Linked DNA regions of Homo sapiens: regions 2 and 3 are each linked to region 1. The links are chromatin contacts, found by Hi-C or POLR2A ChIA-PET in ENCODE. All regions are on one chromosome and are shown on one strand. The core of a region is the stretch at or near the end of the contact, and the rest is flanking DNA. Distances in the headings are between cores, read along the strand shown.

What was found. A loop is a pair of places that touch in the nucleus more often than their neighbours do. ChIA-PET counts read pairs that join two places held with the same protein, here RNA polymerase II (POLR2A). Pooled maps may share reads with other maps.
Region 2: a loop to region 1 is called in a map with no recorded cell type, with 2.2 times the contacts of the local background. The contact joins the promoter of TXNDC8 here to the enhancer-like site in region 1. A Hi-C loop is called at or near these places in 2 of 37 single-sample maps with no recorded cell type and 1 of 50 pooled maps. POLR2A ChIA-PET finds 5 or more read pairs at or near these places in 2 of 52 experiments (activated CD4-positive, alpha-beta T cell and activated T-cell).
Region 3: a loop to region 1 is called in a pooled map, with 4 times the contacts of the local background. The contact joins two enhancer-like sites. A Hi-C loop is called at or near these places in 6 of 37 single-sample maps with no recorded cell type and 4 of 50 pooled maps. POLR2A ChIA-PET finds 5 or more read pairs at or near these places in 2 of 52 experiments (activated T-cell and common myeloid progenitor, CD34-positive).

Annotation. Positions count from the first base shown.
Region 1 is chr9:109,893,005-109,896,664 of GRCh38, reverse strand. The region is part of intron 3 of PALM2AKAP2 (PALM2 and AKAP2 fusion); the gene reads right to left. Among named protein-coding and RNA genes, the nearest start is that of PALM2AKAP2, 110 kb to the right of the region's middle. RefSeq lists an enhancer at 2,967-3,126. Within about 2 kb of position 1,580, at least 2 of the 41 ENCODE cell types and tissues checked have a DNase peak (open chromatin) inside an H3K27ac peak, as active enhancers do.
Region 2 is chr9:110,335,823-110,339,482 of GRCh38, reverse strand. TXNDC8 (thioredoxin domain containing 8) reads left to right here and starts at 1,620. Exons shown (of 6, transcript NM_001424031.1): 1 at 1,620-1,710. The coding sequence starts at 1,687. It overlaps LOC124902245 (a long non-coding RNA gene), which reads right to left and starts at 3,279. Exons shown (of 2, transcript XR_007061728.1): 1 at 1,246-3,279; 2 at 841-958.
Region 3 is chr9:110,314,493-110,318,152 of GRCh38, reverse strand. The region is part of intron 4 of TXNDC8 (thioredoxin domain containing 8); the gene reads left to right. Among named protein-coding and RNA genes, the nearest start is that of TXNDC8, 22 kb to the left of the region's middle. Within about 2 kb of position 1,717, at least 2 of the 41 ENCODE cell types and tissues checked have a DNase peak (open chromatin) inside an H3K27ac peak, as active enhancers do.

The DNA of each region.
Region 1 (3,660 bases), core at 331-2,830:
TAATTTTTGTATTTTTTGTAGAGATGAGGTCTCACTATGTTGCCCAGGCTGGTCTTGAACTCCTGGGCTCAAGCAATCTTCACGCCTCAGGCTGCCAACAAACTGGGACTACAGGCATGAGCCACTATGCCTGGCCTGAATAATGTTCTTTATTAGAGCTGCATATGACTCCACTGCACACAGGACGCACTTGGAATCTAAGTGCCACCTTCCTTAAAATATGAAGATGCCCCTTCTGACTCACCACCAGTATGAAGTCATGCTTCCTCCCTGCCAGACTCTATTAATATTTGATATGGTTTCGTTGTGTCCCCATCCAAATCTCATCTTGAATTATAGTTCCCATAATCCCCATGTGTCATGGGAGGGACCTGGTGGGGAGGTAATTGAATCATGGGAGTGGTTACCCTCATACTGTTCTCGTGATAGTGAGTTCTCATGAGATCTAATGGTTTCTTTTTCTTTTTCTTTTTCTTTTTGAGACGGAGTTTCACTCTTGTTGCCCAGGCTGGAGTGCAATGGTGTGATCTCGGCTCACTGCAACTTCCGCCTCCCAGGTTCGAGCAGTTCTCCTGCCTCAGCCTCCCAAGTAGCTGGGATTACAGGTGCCTGCCACCATGCCCAGCTAATTTTTTGTATTTTTAGTAGAGACGGGGTTTCACCATGTTGGCCAAGCTGGTCTCAAACTCCTGACCTCAAGCGATCCACCCAACTCAACCTCCTAAAGTGCTGGGATTACAGGCATGAATCACAAGGAGATTTTCCCCCCTTATGCTCAGCGCTTCTCCTTGCTGCTGCCATGTAAAGAAGGATGTGTTTGCTTCCCCTTCTGCCATGATTGTAAGTTTCCTGAAACCTCCCCAGCCATGCTAAACTGTGAGTCAATTAAACCTCCTTCCATTATAAATTACCCAGTCTCAGGTATGTCTTTATTAGCACTGTGAGAACAGACTTAAATACAATATTGTCATGGCATATGACAGCACTGACTAAAAGAAAAGCCACTCATTTACAGAATCTCCCTTCCTTCTTTAAAAGTAAGAGAAGGTAAGTATAGTTCGACCTGAAGTAGGAGGCTGAATGAGCCCTCTGACCACATTTTAACCACAGTGGATCTTACCGAATGAAAAACCAAGTTTGACTTCTGCTTTCCCAGATCAAACAAATCTCTCCAGGCTGCCTCTTCTAGCCTGACAAAAATTCTTAGGATGTCCCGAGAGAGAGCAAATCTTATTGTCGTTCCTATTTACAGATTCAGCTGGGACACTGACTGATTTTCTCCAGATTACAAGCCAAGACATCTGTGTGGCTAATATTAAAATGTCAGTACCTTTGGTTCCCATCCTTTGCTTAACAGAGCAGCCCCAAGACCAGCAGACTCCACTGCATGGAAGGCCTGAGCTGCCCCCGCAAAGTCATGTTTATGAAACAGCTGCTTTCAAGGAAACCAGTCATTCTGAGGGCACTCATTTGGAATCTGTGATTCCCTGTCATGGGCTAAGATTTGCTTTTGCATTAGTTACAGGAAAAGAATGGTGGCTTTGAAAGAACACTGGGTTTTGTGCCAGGAAAATCTGACTGGCTGTGTCATTCTGAGAGTCCTGTGGTGTGTCCCGGCCTCAGGTTCTTCACCTCTATGATGGGAAGTGGTGTGGGGATAGGCCTAGTAGAAAGACTCCAAGTTCTTTTCTAGATTCAAAGGTAAATCTTGCAGAATGGTGGCAATGACAAGATTTAAACATTTAGGGAGGCTTGGCACAGTGGCTTATGCTTGTAATCCCAGCACTCTGGGAAGCCGAGATGGGAGGATTGCTTGAGCCTAGGAGTTCAAGACCAGCCTGGGCAACAGAGCGAGGCCGTGTCTCTCTTAAAAAAACTATAGGAAAAAAAAGTGTGGTCTTGGGGCACATAGTCATCTTTGCCATTTGGCTTGCTGCAATATTGCTCAAGATTTTATGGTCATGGACAAGGGTCTGATCCCAATCCATCACAGACCAATACTAGCACTCAGCCCACGACACATGCAGCTCACCACGTGAGTGCAACGACACTCAAACTTGTCTCTACCCTATTCAGTAAGATGGGTCCATTGATCACCCATTGGGATATCATATTGCTATTAAAGTTTCTAAACACCTTACTGGCAATTTCTGTCTTTGTCACAGACTGGTAATAAACAGTTGCCTGACCAGAAGCAGTCCCTGGACCATACTTTCAATATTACTGGGTTTGGCCACTTTTCTGTAATAAAGCAAGTCCCTTATGGACTTGAGCAGGACATCACTCAGACAACTTAGATGCATTTTTGTTTGTTTGTTTGTTTTTTGAGATGGAGTCTCGCTCTGTTGCCCAGGCTGGAGTGCAATGGTGCGATCTTGGCTGACTGCAACCTCTGCCTCCTGGGTTCAAGCAGTTCTCCCTGCCTCAGCCTTCCGAATAGCTGGGATTATAGGTGCCCGCCACCATGCCCAGCTAATTTTTTGTATTTTTAGTAGAGACGGGGTTTCATCATGTTGACCAGGCTGGGCTCAAACTCCTGACCTCAGGTGATCCACCTGCCTCGGCCTCCCGAAGTGCTGGGATTACAGGCATGAGCCACCACACCCAGCCAGATGCTTCTTTTTTTTTTTTTTTTTTTTTAAATAAGCAACTGGAAAGCAGAAAAGTGAACTTTTTTCCTTCAACTTTTATTTTAAAGTCTGGGGTACACGTGCAGGATGTGCAGGTTTGTTACAGAGATGAACATGTACCATGGTGGCTTGCTGCACAGATCAACCCACCACCTAAGTGTTAGCTACTCTTCCTGATGATCTCTCTCCCCGCAGCCCCCTCGACTGGCCCCAGTGTTTGTTGTCCGCACCACGTGTCCACGTGTTCTCATCAGAAGGCTAAACATTTTTTAAAATAACTGCTGAGATGGTTGGGTACAGTCCTCATGCCTGTAATCCCAGCACTTTGGGAGGCTGAGGTAGATGGATCACTTGAGCTCAGGAGTTCAAAACTACCCTGGCCAACACGGTGAAACCCCATCTCTACGGTGTTAATACAAAAATTAGCTGGGTGTGGTGGCACACAACTGTAATCCCAGCTACTCTGGAGGCTAAGGCACGAGAGAATCACTTGAACCCAGGAGGCAGAGGTTGCAGTGAGCTAAGATCACACCAATGCATTTCAGCCTGGGCGACAGAGTGAGACTGTCTCAAAAACAAAACAAAACAAAACGAAACCCCTGCTGAGATAACTCTAGCCTCTCACGCTTTTCAACTTGGTCTGCCCACAATTGGTCTGGATTCTTGTCAAATCCATCTATCATATTGTCCTATTTCTTCTGCCTTTGGATTTGTTCTTTTTCATCCTCTACTTCAGCTGATAGGCCCAGCAGTCCTGGAATTCCTGCTGAAGGCTGGCAGGTAGGTGGTAAACAGACAGATTAGAGCTGTTCCCAGGGCAGGAAGGAACCTGACAGTTGTTGGGGAGATGGGACGCTTCTTGGCCTTGTAAGGCAGTGGCCACTGCTCTCTCAGTGCTGCACTCCTAGCCTCCCTGCCTTCCTCTGCCCTGGACTGCAAAGGTGAGGTGTACCCCTCCAAGGCACCCTTGGACCTGGATGCTTACCGGGCCCGAGTTCTGGAATGCCATGCTAATCTCAGTGCAGTGACA
Region 2 (3,660 bases), core at 371-2,870, 440 kb before region 1:
TGGATGAAGCTGGAAAGCATCATTCTCAGCAAACTATCACGAGGACAAAAAACCAAACACCGCATGTTCTCACTCATAGGTGGGAATTGAACAATGAGAACACATGGACACAGGAAGGGGAACATCACACACCGGGGCCTGTTGTGGGGTGGGGGGAGGGAGGAGGGATAGCATTTGGAGATATACCTAATGTTAAATGACGAGTTACTGGGTGCAGCACACCAACATGGCACATGTATACATTTGTAACTAACCTGCACATTGTGCACATGTACCCTAAAACTTAAACTATAATAAAAAAAATTTTTTTGTTAATACGTGTATTAGTCTCTTTTCACGTTGCTGATAAAGACATACCCAAGTCTAGGTAATTTATAAAGAAAAAGAGGTTTAATAGATTCACAGTTCCATGTGGCTGGGGAGGCCTCACAATTCTGGCAGAAGGTGAAAGTCACGTCTTACATGGCAGCAGGCAAGAGAGAATGAGAGCCAAGCAAATGGGGAAACGTCTTATAAAACCATCAGATCTCATGAGATGTATTCACTACCATGAGAACAGTATGGAAGAACTGCCCCCATTATTCAATTATCTCCCACCGGTCCCTCCCACAACCCTTGGGAATTATGGGAGCTACAATTCAAGATGAGATTTGAGTGGGGACACAGCCAAACCATATCAATACATAATACTTCTACGTATTTATGGGGTACATGTGATATTTTGTTACATGCATACTTCAAATACCTCTACAGAGGCAGCCACTGTCTCCATCTGACAGTTTTCATGCAACACATGATTGAAGGCCCAGAGCTGCATATATAGAAAAACAGAAAGAAGGATTTTGCTATTTTTGTTTTATTATAGAATCTACTATTTCTCATTTTGGTTGTTCTTGTTGCTCTGTAGATTTGAAGAACATTGGCCATGGTCATGTTCAGAATTTTTCTGACATCAGTTCTGAAAATGGCAAATCATCAAGTGCAGGGGTCAGCAAACTGCTGCTGTTCTTTGTACATCCTACTAGCTGCGAATGGTTTTTACATTTTTTAAAGGTTGCAAAAACATAAGGAACATGCAACAAAGACTGTATGAGGCCCATAAAACTAAAATAGTATCTGTTCCCTTAGAGAAAACATTTGCCAACCCTTGATCTAGAGCATAAAAGTGACATTTCTTTACTCTCTAAATAATTAGAGCAAAATAACAAAGTTCAGGGAATTTATGACTCATGAAATCAAACTTACAGGAAACTCATTATTATAGGGTTAAGACTTTAGTATTTTTCTCAACAGCAAAATCTTCAAATTCTTAAGTGAAAATCTCATCTATTTAATATTACTCTGCTTACTTCTCATTTGGTGATGGGATGGAGGGATTAGAGAAGGGAGAAGGATATTTAGAAATAGGTTATAAAAGATGAAAATAAAGCAAACACATTACTGATTCTGCATATAAAGCCCTCAGTTTTCTGATTCTTGGCTGTCCACAAATGAACTAGTCATGGCATAAAAGTGAAATAGGATCCAAAGTCTGCCAAAGTTCCAGGTTCTGAGATGACATGTTTAATGATGTCATAGAGAAGTTATCCATGTATTCCAGGCAGGATACTGTAATAAATAGGAGACAGCTACAGTGATCCAACTAAACCAACAGGGGATTTTCATCAGCACTTCCCTGGTGTAATCATGGTACAGATTATTAAAGACACGGCAAGTATTTATTTGGCTTCACTGAGTATTTCAAATGTGGACATCTTGGGAACAGATTTGAAAAACTTTAAGAATGTGTTCTCTCTATCCAGTATTCTATCATTGCATTGTAGCAAGGGGAGAGTTCTAAATTCTTGTTCTTTATCTTGTTCCTTGAGGGATGGTACTATCAAGAAAAGCAGCCAAGGGTCAAATTGATAAAGAAGGGCTTTCTTCCTCCTGGACTTTTATTTCCTGCCTGACTTCAGGTGAATCCCAGACCAGCTCCTAGTACATCCCATCCTGTATCTGATCCCATGGATCGTACCTCAGTTGTGCTTGGAAAATTCCATGGAAGTAAGGAAGTCCACATCTTTTCTCTTATCCAAGGAAAAATAATAGAAACCCCAGATGTGGAATGGGGTGGGAAAATTGGGAACAGCCCAATGTTGCTGTCACAACAAATCTAAATTCATGTATAGGACAGAGATAATTCTTGATTTATAAAGGAGAAAATTGCCTCTAAAAGAGAGGTTCAGGGCTAGTTCGTTTAAGAGGTGGTGTGGGCATTAGAACCCAGACCTTCTGATGCCTGCCCTCATTACAAGAAGTCAAGAGCTGGAGGAGGGGAGGGGGTTTGGGGCCTGAGCCTCATGTCCACCAGCAGCCTCAGATTTAGACTTGTGACATTTTCCCCAAAGGTGGCTATACAGATCACAAAAATGACACTGACCAGATTGAAAGAGAGTACTGCCCTGTAACTTCGACATAAGAACATGTTTTGAAACATCACACATTTGCTAATGCTTTTGACACTTATTGTTTTAATATTCTGGGGATGTCACAGAATAGCCTGGAGCCTTATTCCCTCAGAAGACCTTTCATCTCCTCCCCAGGGACCTTTCCAGAGGCCCTGATCTCCATCCCATCTTTATTCAGATGCCACCTTCTCTTTGAGGTTGACCTTGGCCATCCAGACTACAGTTGTAATCCAACCCCCATTCTTCCTTCCTACTTCATTTTCTTTTTATTTTCTTTATTAGCAATTAGCACTAATATACTACAAATATTACCTATTGACCTTATAGTAAGCTTCCCATTCTAAAATGTAAACTCCATGGAGACAGAATGCCTAGTTTTTGTTTTGTTTTGTTTTGTTTTTGTCCACAGTGGTATCCTAGCAGTTTGTGCAGTAGCTGGCATAGTATAGGCCTCAATACGCATATGTTAAATAAATACCTATACTATGAGAGTATTCCCTTCAGATAGTTTAGTCAAGTCAAGTTCATGGGTCCAATTAGGCCAGCTCACACCCAAACAACAACTACTGGAAAGTGAAGAGTGTTGGGAGTTTGTGAGGATAGCATCTACCTTACAACTTCAGAAGCAAGTGAGAAATAAAGGCTTGGCAAGGTTCTCTGAAAAGTTAGTTACTCCCTCCCAGAGGAATATTGATAAAGAAAGAGAGTGCATCTTCTTTGAGTCATCACTTTCACCTGATTGAAACTAAACAAAGTAGCCACATAATTGTCAAGGCTATTATAGAGCAGGCATGTTGTATTAGTCTATTTGCATACTGCTATGAAGAAATGCCCAATACTTGGTAATTTATAAAGAAAAAAAGATCTAATGAACTCACGGTTCCACATGGCTGGGAAGACCTCACAATCATGGTGAAGGCGAAGGAGGGGCAAAGGCATGTCTGACATGGCGGCAGGCAAGACAGCGTGTGCAGGGGAACTGCCCTTTATAAAACCGTCAGATATTTTTAGACTGACTCACTGTCATGAGAACAGCATGGGAAAAACCCACCCCCATAATTCATTTACCTCCCACTAGGTCTCTCCCATGACATGTGGGGATTATGGGAGCTACAATTCAAGATGAGATTTGGGTGGGGACTCAGCCAAACTGTATCACATGTCATTTGTATGGATTAAACCCATCCATAGTGGGAATAGGCCTTGCTTG
Region 3 (3,660 bases), core at 468-2,967, 420 kb before region 1:
TACTTAGGAACACCACTTGGAGCTCAGAGACTGAGGTCTTTGTGGAAGTAGGGGAGTAGTTGTGACATACACTTATCTTGTGCAACCATTGCTACACAACAGGCCATGGCAATAGAAACTCAGAACCCCAACAATAAAACCAGGGGCATATCATCAATATTGATGTGTATGCAAAGCAACTTGACACGCCAGCATGGCATGGTCCATCCCTCCAGGAATATATAACAAAGTCCGTCAATCACCAACACAAGGAACACTTGGAGGGCCACATTTCTAGGGGGTGGTGAAGGGTCAAACATAGTTCTCTTGGAGACACACAAGAAGAAAGCAACCAGACCTGCTGCATTAACTCTTTTCTCCCAAGGAGTCACGTGGCTAATCACAATATCACCTTTATTATAAGTAGTCATAATGCTACACTGTGCTCATTGAACAATGTGGCTGGGATCTATGTCAACAGACTTCCTACTATTCCCTTAAAGCCTAGACATTGGGGTGACCCACCTGTGGGAGAATCTGGGGCTGCAAAGAAGAAACTTACCTGTGCAGGTAAAAGAGGTATTGTTGCTTTGCACAACTATCAAGCCCCAAAAGTGAGGCTATAGTATGATGGCCTTCCAGATCTATCTGGGCAGGTTTAGGGCCCACTTCCCATGTGTTGTGCAGAAAGACAGTGGGAAGAGAGCATACCTGTCCCTTGAGCAGAGCATCCCCAAAAGGAGAGAGGATAGGCACAAGTTCATTCCTTTGTGTCAGCTTAACAGATAAGCTCACCTCTAAACATGGGGAGAAGTGAAGGGATATAGGAAACAGGCATATTTTCTCAAAACTGGGCATTTGAGCAGATTTTCCAGTGGAAACATGAGAACAAGTATATGAGCCATTGAAGGGAATGGCCCCCAAACCATGTTTATCCCTGAGAATAAAGTTTCACCCTACACTTCCAGTAAACGGGAAAAATGACATCTCCTCTAGCCAGAGTCCAAAATCAGTTTTCCTGTTCAAGGTGTGGCTTGAGGTGAATTCCCACGACATTAGATGCACACGCTTTTGCCCTTCCACAGAAAGCCACATTGTACTGACTACCTAGCTCTTAGGCAGTTGCATGAAGCCTCAACAACTTCAGTTGATGGCACAGAATAAGAGTCGGTGAACAGTCCCAGGGCCATATCCGACCCTCCACTTGTTTTTGTAAATAAACTTTCACTGGAACACAGCCATGCCCATTTGTTTATGAATTGTCACTAGCTGCTTTAGCATTACAACAGCAAATTTGAGTAGTTGCAACAGAGACCAAATGGCCTGCAAAGCCTAAAGCTGGTATTATCTGATCCTTTACAAAAAAAGCTTGTCAACCCCTACACAGAAGAAAAGCACTCTTGCATTATTTATGCCACCAACGCTCAAAGAATCAGATCTGTAAGTAGAGTTTCTAAATCAGCTACAAGAAAATGAAAGTAAATTTGTATTTTGCTGGTATCGCACTATTAGAACAAGTTGAGAAGAAGGCCAGTATAGATAAGGAAAAAAATTAACATTGTTTTTATAGGCTCTTGTTCTTGAATTCGAGTGCATATAAATTCAAGCTGCTTGCTTGATTTTTATTTAGCTCCTCCAAAAACTTTAATCAAGCCCCTTGCAGTTGCAAAGCCTGTCTTGAGTCTTGTGAAAGTCAAAGGGGAAGTGTTCAAATACCTGCAACGTGATGCAGATGGCTCTGGGGAACAGATGGGTGGGGAGGAGTCAGAGAAAGGGGCCCAGATAGGATCAAACAGTAATTAATGTTGCTCACCTCTCCACAGAAGGTAGAGAAATTTTAAAAATTTTTATTAGACATATTCTTTTCATCTTATTCATACTATTCAATGCTTTAGTAAACTCCTCTTTTTAAAAAAGAGAATATAATATCATTATAAATTATAAAATTATATTGTACAGGCCAGGCACAGTGGCTCACACCTGTAATCTCAGCACTTTGGGAGGCCGAGGCAGGCAGATCACTTTGAGGCCAGGTGTTCGAGACCAGCCTAGCAGGTAGTAGCCTAGATGGTGAAACCCCATCTCTTCTAAAAATACAAAAAAAAAAAATTAGCCGAGTGTGGTGGCACATGTCTATAATCCCAGCTACTCAGGAGTGTGAGGCAGGAGAACCACCTGGACCCGGGAGGCGGAGGTTGCAGTGAGCCAAGATCATACCACCGCACTCCAGCCTCAGTGACAGAGCAAGACCCTGTCTCAAAAAAAAAGAAAAAAGAAATTATATTGTACATACATTTCTACAGCCTGCGCCCCCCGCCCCCTCAACCCCCTCCCCTGCCGCCAAAAAAAAAAGTGTCTTGTGGCTGGGCACAGTGGCTCACACCTGTAATTCCAGCACTTTGGGAAGCCAAGCCAGGTGGGTTCCTTGAGCCCAGGAGATCAAGACCAGCCTGAACAACATAGTGAAACCCTATCTCTACAAAAAAAAAAAATACAAAAATTAGCCAGGCATAGTAGCAGGATTCTGTAGTCCCAGCTACTTGGCAGGCTGAGGCAAGAAGATCAAAACCAAAATTGCATATCAACTGGCCAAGATATTTTGCTATAATTATCTTTTGAGTGTGTCATTAGTCAGACTCTAAAGTCTAATTGGTACTCTTGGAAGTCCATTTGTGAGGAGGGGACCGCTGTCTCCAGCCCCTTTGCATTTTGCAGCAGCAGTACTAGAATTTTTGCAGGTGATTCAATGTCTTTGGCATTAAAAAAAATTGCCCCGGGCTGGGTGCAGTGGCTCACACTTGTAATCCCAGCACTTTGGGAGGCTGAGGCGGGTGGATTACCTGAGGTCAGGAGTTCGAGACCAGCCTGGCCAACATGGCAAAACCCCGTCTGTACTAAAAATACAAAAATTAGCTGGGTGTGGTGGCGGGTGCTTGTAATCCCAGCTACTCGGGAGGCTGAGGCAAGAGAATCACTTGAACCCAGCAGGCGGAGGTTGCAGTGAGCCAAGAGCATGCCATTGCACTCCAGCCTGGGCAACAAGAGCCAAAAAAACAAAACAAAAAAAAACCTGCCTCTGGATGATGGGCAAATGCAGGGGATAGGAGGGTTCACTTCATTATTTTATTTTTGTGGATGTTTGAAAATGTTCATAATAAAAGACTTCAAAACTGATCATTGAGCTTAGTTGGTTCTATTATGCATGGACAGCCACACCCCATTCTCTTGGTCTCAGCAAACCAGAGCTTATAATTTTCATTAGCAGTTATTACTAGGGTTGCAGCAGTGCCTTGAGGAGAGAGAAGTAAACTCGCTCCCTTAATATTTCAGAGTGGAGCATGCCTTTGAGAGGCATAACCCGACATCGGAATAAAACGAGAAAACAATGTGAACCCTGAATATCTGAGACATGTCTCAGTTAATTTAGAAAGTTTAATTTGCTGGCCGGGCGCGGTGGCTCAAGCCTGTAATCCCAGCACTTTGGGAGGCCGAGGTGGGCGGATCACGAGGTCAGGAGATAGAGACCATCCTGGCTAACACAGTGAAACCCCGTCTCTACTAAAAATACAAAAAATTAGCCGGACGGGGTGGCGGGCGCCTGTAGTCCCAGCTACTCCGGAGGCTGAGGCAGGAGAATGGCGAGAACCCAGGAGGCGGAGCTTGCAGTGAGCCGAGATCGCG